Regions from separate parts of the Homo sapiens genome. Here region 1 is linked to region 2. Evidence: read pairs that join two places in POLR2A ChIA-PET (ENCODE). Cell type or tissue: Panc1. All regions are shown on one strand. Each heading gives the region's core, and the rest is flanking DNA. Links, peaks and the distances in the headings are about the cores only. Region 1 overlaps SHISA5 (shisa family member 5). Region 2 overlaps NME6 (NME/NM23 nucleoside diphosphate kinase 6).

Evidence for each region. Peaks named below come from ENCODE experiments on the same cell type or tissue, not always from the same donor. Only the 100,000 strongest peaks of a DNase experiment are listed, where the experiment ranks them.
Region 1: POLR2A ChIA-PET joins it to region 2 with 5 read pairs; 4 of 35 experiments call an interaction of 5 or more read pairs at or near these places.

What each region holds. Positions count from the first base shown.
Region 1 is chr3:48,469,253-48,472,159 of GRCh38, forward strand. It overlaps SHISA5 (shisa family member 5), which reads right to left. Exons shown (of 6, transcript NM_016479.6): 4 at 476-591; 5 at 109-321. Among named protein-coding and RNA genes, the nearest start is that of TREX1, 4.5 kb to the left of the region's middle. RefSeq lists an enhancer at 669-818. In Panc1, for the core only: no CTCF peak of the experiment used is centred there; no DNase peak of the experiment used is centred there; H3K4me3 peaks cover 323 bases; H3K27ac peaks cover 166 bases.
Region 2 is chr3:48,293,920-48,296,773 of GRCh38, forward strand. NME6 (NME/NM23 nucleoside diphosphate kinase 6) reads right to left here. Exons shown (of 6, transcript NM_001308426.2): 3 at 2,808-2,854; 4 at 2,200-2,239; 5 at 1,156-1,316; 6 at 1-884. The coding sequence ends at 718. Among named protein-coding and RNA genes, the nearest start is that of NME6, 6.0 kb to the right of the region's middle. In Panc1, for the core only: no CTCF peak of the experiment used is centred there; no DNase peak of the experiment used is centred there.

The sequences.
Region 1 (2,907 bases), core at 289-2,788, 180 kb after region 2:
AGAAAGGGGCAGAGGCCTGTTGAGTGATGTAGTTTGGGATGGGTGCCCGAGGGATGCTGGCAGAGACTCGGGAAGTCGGGCAGGGCTAGAGTTGGCAGGGGCACTCACCAGCCAGGGTCTCGTGGTAGGCCGGTGGGCCCATGGGCTGGGCTGGGTAAGGTGGTGGGTACTGCATTGGGTAGGGTGCTGCTGGCATCCCTGGCTGAGGCGGCATGGTGTGGTAGCCCTGGTAGCTTGGTCCAGGGTAGCTGGGCGGCACACTTGGAGGCTGAGGATAAGGGGCATGCACCACAGTGGTGGATGTGGTGGTGGTGACAACCGCTGCAAAGAGAATTCCAGTCAGGACCCTCCTCCATCTCCCCAGGTCTTGAGAGCCAGGCTTGCCACCCATCCCTCCAGCTTAGCCAAAGCAGGGCCTGGTCAGCTTCCCTTACCACCCCAGGGGGTCACAGTGGGGCAGGGTGGGCACGCTTACGACGTGGTCGGCGGCACGTCTTGTAAAGGCAGCAGCAGGAGCAGGTGAAGCAGATGATGATAGTGACGACAGACAGCACAAAGATGGTCAGGCCAACGGCCAAGGTCGCTCCGAACCTGCCAAAGAGCTAGACGTGACCCGGGGCACCTCGCCCCTCCCCAGACCAGCATCCACACCTTCCCAAGGCATGCCCCTCTTGCCAGAAGGGGTCTGGGCAATACAGTTATAGCTACTTCCTTGTCGGGTGGCCTGCACCTGTTTCAATCTGTTTCCTCTTGTGTAAACTGGGGTATATGTGAGTCCCTGTAACTGTCTCTCCCTGGGTCTCCCCCGCTTGTCCCACCCTCAGAGGCATGGGAGGAAGCTCTTCAAGTCCCATGCCACACACATACATCTATCTTGTCCACCTCACAACCAACTGATCAGCAGATGGGTATAGGGCACATGCCACAAGCCAGGCACTGTGATTTGAGTCAAAAAACTTAACAGTGGGCAAGACAGCCAGCCCTGGCCTCTGGGAGCCCACAGTCCAGTGTAGGAGGCAGACAGTGAAGATAACATGGCTCACAAAGCACAGGGTGAAGACTGAGAGAAGCCCCAGGAGGGCAGAGGCCAGTGTGGCCAGAACAGGAGGCCCCCATTGTTCCCCTGCACTCCACAACAGCCCCAGGGCAGGGAGGCTGGCCCCTGAGTGATAAGGACAGTTGCCTCTGCCTGCAAGCTTGCTGTATGCCAAGCACCGTGCCAGGGGTCACACACACCCCTGGGTCCCCCACCTCTGACCTGCATGGCCACTTCCACAGGTGAGAGGGCCAAGAGCCAAGGGGAGGACACAGAGGCCTGGAGGCAGGAGGCCAGAGGGCCTGCCCTTTGAGAAAGCAGGCCCTGGGCTGGGAAGCTCACCAAAATTGACTTCTAGGAGGGGGCAGTGGCTCATGCCTGCAATCTCAGCACTTTGGGAGGCCGAGGAGGGCGGATCACCTGAGGTGAGGTGTTCGAGACCAGCCTGGCCAACATGGTGAAACCCTGTCTCTACTAAAAATACAAAAATTAGTCGGGCACGGTGGCGGGTGCCTGTAATCCCAGCTACTTGGGAGGCTGAGGCAGGAGAATCGCTTGAACCCGAGAGGCAGAGGTTGCATTCAGCCAAGATCACGCCATTGCACTCCAGCCTGGGGACAGGAGCAAAACTCTGTCTCAAAAATGAAAGAAAAAAAAAAAAACCTGACTTCCAAATGCAGACAGAGCCCCTTACTAGCCACCCTGCCGTGTTTGCAGAGGCCAAGCTTCATTCTTTTTCTTTTTTAATTTATTTTTTGAGACAGGGTCTCACTCTGTTGCCCAGGCTGGAGTGCAGTGATATGATCACAGTTCACTGCAGCCTCCACCTCCCAGGCTCAAGTGATTCTCCCACCTCAGCCTCCCCAGTAGCTGGAACCACAGGCATGCACTACCACATTTATTTTTGCAGAGACAGGGGTCTCACTATGTTACCTAACTGGTTTCCAACTCCTGGCCTCAAGCAATCTTCCCTCCTCGGCCTCTCAAAGTGCTGAGATTAAAACTGTCTCGTGGCCAGGGTGCGGTGGCTCATGCCTGTAATCCCAGCACTTTGGGAGGCCGAGATGGGCGGATCACAAGGTTAGCAGTTTGAGACCAGCTTGGTCAACATGGTGAAACCCCGTCTCTACTAAAAATTAGCCGGTAGTCCCAACTACTCAGGAGGCTGAGGCAGGAGAATCGCTTGAACCCAGGAGGTGGAGGTTGTAGTGAGCCAAGATCGCACCACTGCACTCCAGCCTGGGGGACAGAGTGAGACTCTGTCTCAAAAAAAAAAAAAAAAAAAAAAAAGTCAGCCTTACATTTTGTACTGGATGATAAAAGATTTTAAAAAATAAAAAACGGTTGGGTGCGGTGGCTCACACCTGTAATCCCAGTACTTTGGGAGGCCGAGGCAGGTGGATCACCTGAGGTCTGGAATTCGAGAAAGTATAAAAAAAATTAGCCGGACATGATGGTGGGTGCTTGCAATCCCAGCTACTTGGGAGGCTAAGGCAGGAGAATCTCTTGAACCCAAGGAGGCAGAGATTGCAGTGAGCCAAGATCACACCATTGCACTCCAGCCTAGGCAACAAAAGCGAAACTCCATCTCAAAAAAGTAAATAAATAAAAAATAAAAATAAAAAACTGGCCAGGCGCGGTGGCAACACTTCTAGAGGCCGAAGTGGGCGGATCGCTTGAGGTCAGGAGTTCTAGACTACCCTGGCTAACATGGTAAAACCCTGTCTCTACTAAAAATACAAAAATTAGCAGGGCGTAGTGGCGCAAAACTGTAGTCCCAGCTACTCAGGAGGCTGAGGCAGGAGAATCGCTTGAACCAAGGAGGGAGGTTGCAGTGAGCTAAGATTGTGCCACTGCACTCCAGCCTGAGC
Region 2 (2,854 bases), core at 1-2,500:
CAATAACTGAATGCTGCTGAGAAGTCAGAATGATGAAGCCTGAAAAGTTTCCCCTAAATGTGGCAGCATAAAGGATTCAGGAGAACACTGACTTTTATTGAGGAAGACAGGTCAAATGTTGTTTGGAGTCACTGCATTTTTTAGGCAAGTCAATTAGACAAGCTTCTTTTTTTTTTTTTTTGAGACAGAATGTCGCCCAGGCTGGAGTGCAATGGCACGATCTCGGCTCACTGCACCCTCTGCCTCCCAGGTTCAAGCAATTCTCCTGCCTCAGCCTCTGAGTAGCTGGGATTACAGGCATGCACCACCATGCCTGGCTAATTGTTGTATTTTTAGTAGAGATGGGGTTTCACCATGTTGGTCAGGCTGGTCTCGAATTCCTGACCTTGTGATCCGCCTGCCTCGGCCTCCCAAAGTGCTGGGATTATAGGCGTGAGCCACCGTGCCCGGCCTGGCAAGCTTCTTCTTGAAGAAGGATGAACAGTTCTCAGCAAAGAGGAGTCATCATTCTTCTGAACCACCATAAACATTCCAGAGAAGAGGTAGATAGAAGGCTAGATCCTGGAGGATGTGCTGTGGTGAGCTAGGCCCTCAGGCAGGTGGTGGTGCCCAGCAGAAATGGCACTGTAAGCCAGGCTTCCCTGGTCCTAGGAGAATGTTTTAGACTAGATGTCTAGGAGAAGTCTGGGCACTACCACTGGTCTTCATAGACCTGCATCAGGCTGGTCCTAGGCCTCCTGTTCCAGCTACATAGTGGACACCTCCCTCTGGGCTATAGCACACAGGGCCACAGCGCAACTGGGGCTCTTCCTCCTCATACCAGCGCTGTTCACTGAAGTCAGGGAAGAAGGCTGCAATCTCTCTGCTGGCTGAAACCACAGAGTCTGTAAGGGGAGATAAGACAGAGAAGGGGTTCTCACATGGTAGAAGCAAGAGGCAGTCATAATCAGGTTCAGAATCCTGAGCCTCTACTCTGCCTGCCCCTTCAGTCCTGGGGCATGTAAAGAAAGTCCACAGGCCACATCTGCCAACATGGCTACAAAGACCAGAAACACAAATGGAAGAAAGCTCACTGGAGGGACCTGGCTGTCAACTCTACCACACAGCCTGCCCGCTAACCCCAAAATATCCTATGGCTATGGACAGGGGACTCACCCGAACCATGGGTGGTGTTGCGGGTGTCAGTGAGGCCGAAACTCCCACGGATAGAATCTGGGGCCACATGGCGTGCTCGGAACACTCTGGTGGGTCCCATGAGCGTCCTCCAGAGCTGGATGGCATCCTTGTGGGCAAGGATGTAGGCTCGGATTGGCCCGCTGTGAACAAAACAAGCACATGTAAAGAACCTGGCCATCTAGACTAGGAGGGTGTGCTGTGAGCAGGGCCTGAATAAAAACACACTCTACGTTCTGAGAGTTTTCCTGCCTTTCCAGCTGAGTACCAATGCTGCTTCAAATAGGTGATGCAGGGCCCCTGCTGGTGTACATCAAGCCTGCAGAGATCAGCAGGGTGGCTATGCAGCATTCAAGGGGACTCTTCTAACCACCAGAGGACAGGTGCCTAACAGGTCAGCATCGGCTCAGTGACAGCCCCAAACCCGTGTTTCTTCAGATTTGACATTGTTTACAACTTTATTTTTTGAGATGGAGTCTCACTCTGTTGCCCAGGCTAGAGTACAATGGTTCAATCTCGGCTCACTGCAACCTCTGCTTCCTGAATTCAAGTGATTCTCCTGCCTCAGCTTCCCGAGTAGTTGGGATTACAGGCACCCGCCACCATGCCTGGCTAATTTTTTGCTGTTGTTGTTGTTTTTGAGACGAAGTTTCACTCTTGTTGCCCAGGCTAGAGTGCAGTGCCACGATCTTGGCTCACTTCAACCTCCACCTCCCAGGTTCAAGCGATTCTCCTGCCTCAGCCTCCCGAGTAGCTGGGATTACAGGCACCTGCCACCATGCCGGGCTAATTTTTTGTATTTTTAGTAGAGACGGTGTTTCACCACATTGGCCAGGCTGGTCTCAAACTCCTGACCTCAAGTGATCCACCCGCCTCAGCCTCCCAAAGTGCTGGGATTACAGGCATGAGCCACCGTGCCTGGCCTGATTACAACTTTAAAGAATGGCAGTGAAATGAACAAATCCATTTAGGGGCAGGGGAGATTAGCCTCAGTGGATAAAGATGCTGGAACCAAATTTGAAGTACCTGGCCATGAACTCCACCAGCCTCTGATAGAAAAAACGCCCTGCAAAGAGAGAGGACCTTCATCAAGATACCTTCATCCTGGTGCCCAAGGCAACTTTCTGTACTTCTACCTCCTTACCTAGAATAATAAAAATTGTTTCAGAGAAAAGAACAAGGACCTTGGAGTCTGACAAACCTGGGTCTGAATCCAGGGTCTGCCACTTACAACCTGCGTAGTTTTGGGTAAATCATTAACCTCCTAAACTTGGCTTCCTAATCTGCGTACGAGGGATATAACAACACCTACTTTTTAGGGTTGTTGGGAAAATTGAATGAAAAAATGAGCATTAGGACAATGTCTGATGGTAAACATTCATTCACTATATGTTAACTACTGATATTATCAAGACATAAAACTAAGTTTCTGGTTGGGACTACAAGGTAGAACCCTCCTTGGGAAAAGATGGATAATCATGAAAAGTGTGTGTTTTAAACCAAGATTTTAGAAAACTGGCTGCAACTGTACACGGTTGGTAGGTCAGAGAGCCTGCCATTGTGTTCCAGGTAAAATCTCTCTTATGGCCTCTTGGGATTGAGGCACCTTCCATTCAGAGGACTACTGATCCTACCTTCATGCTCTCGGTAAAACCTCTGGCAATCTTCCTTTCTCCACAGT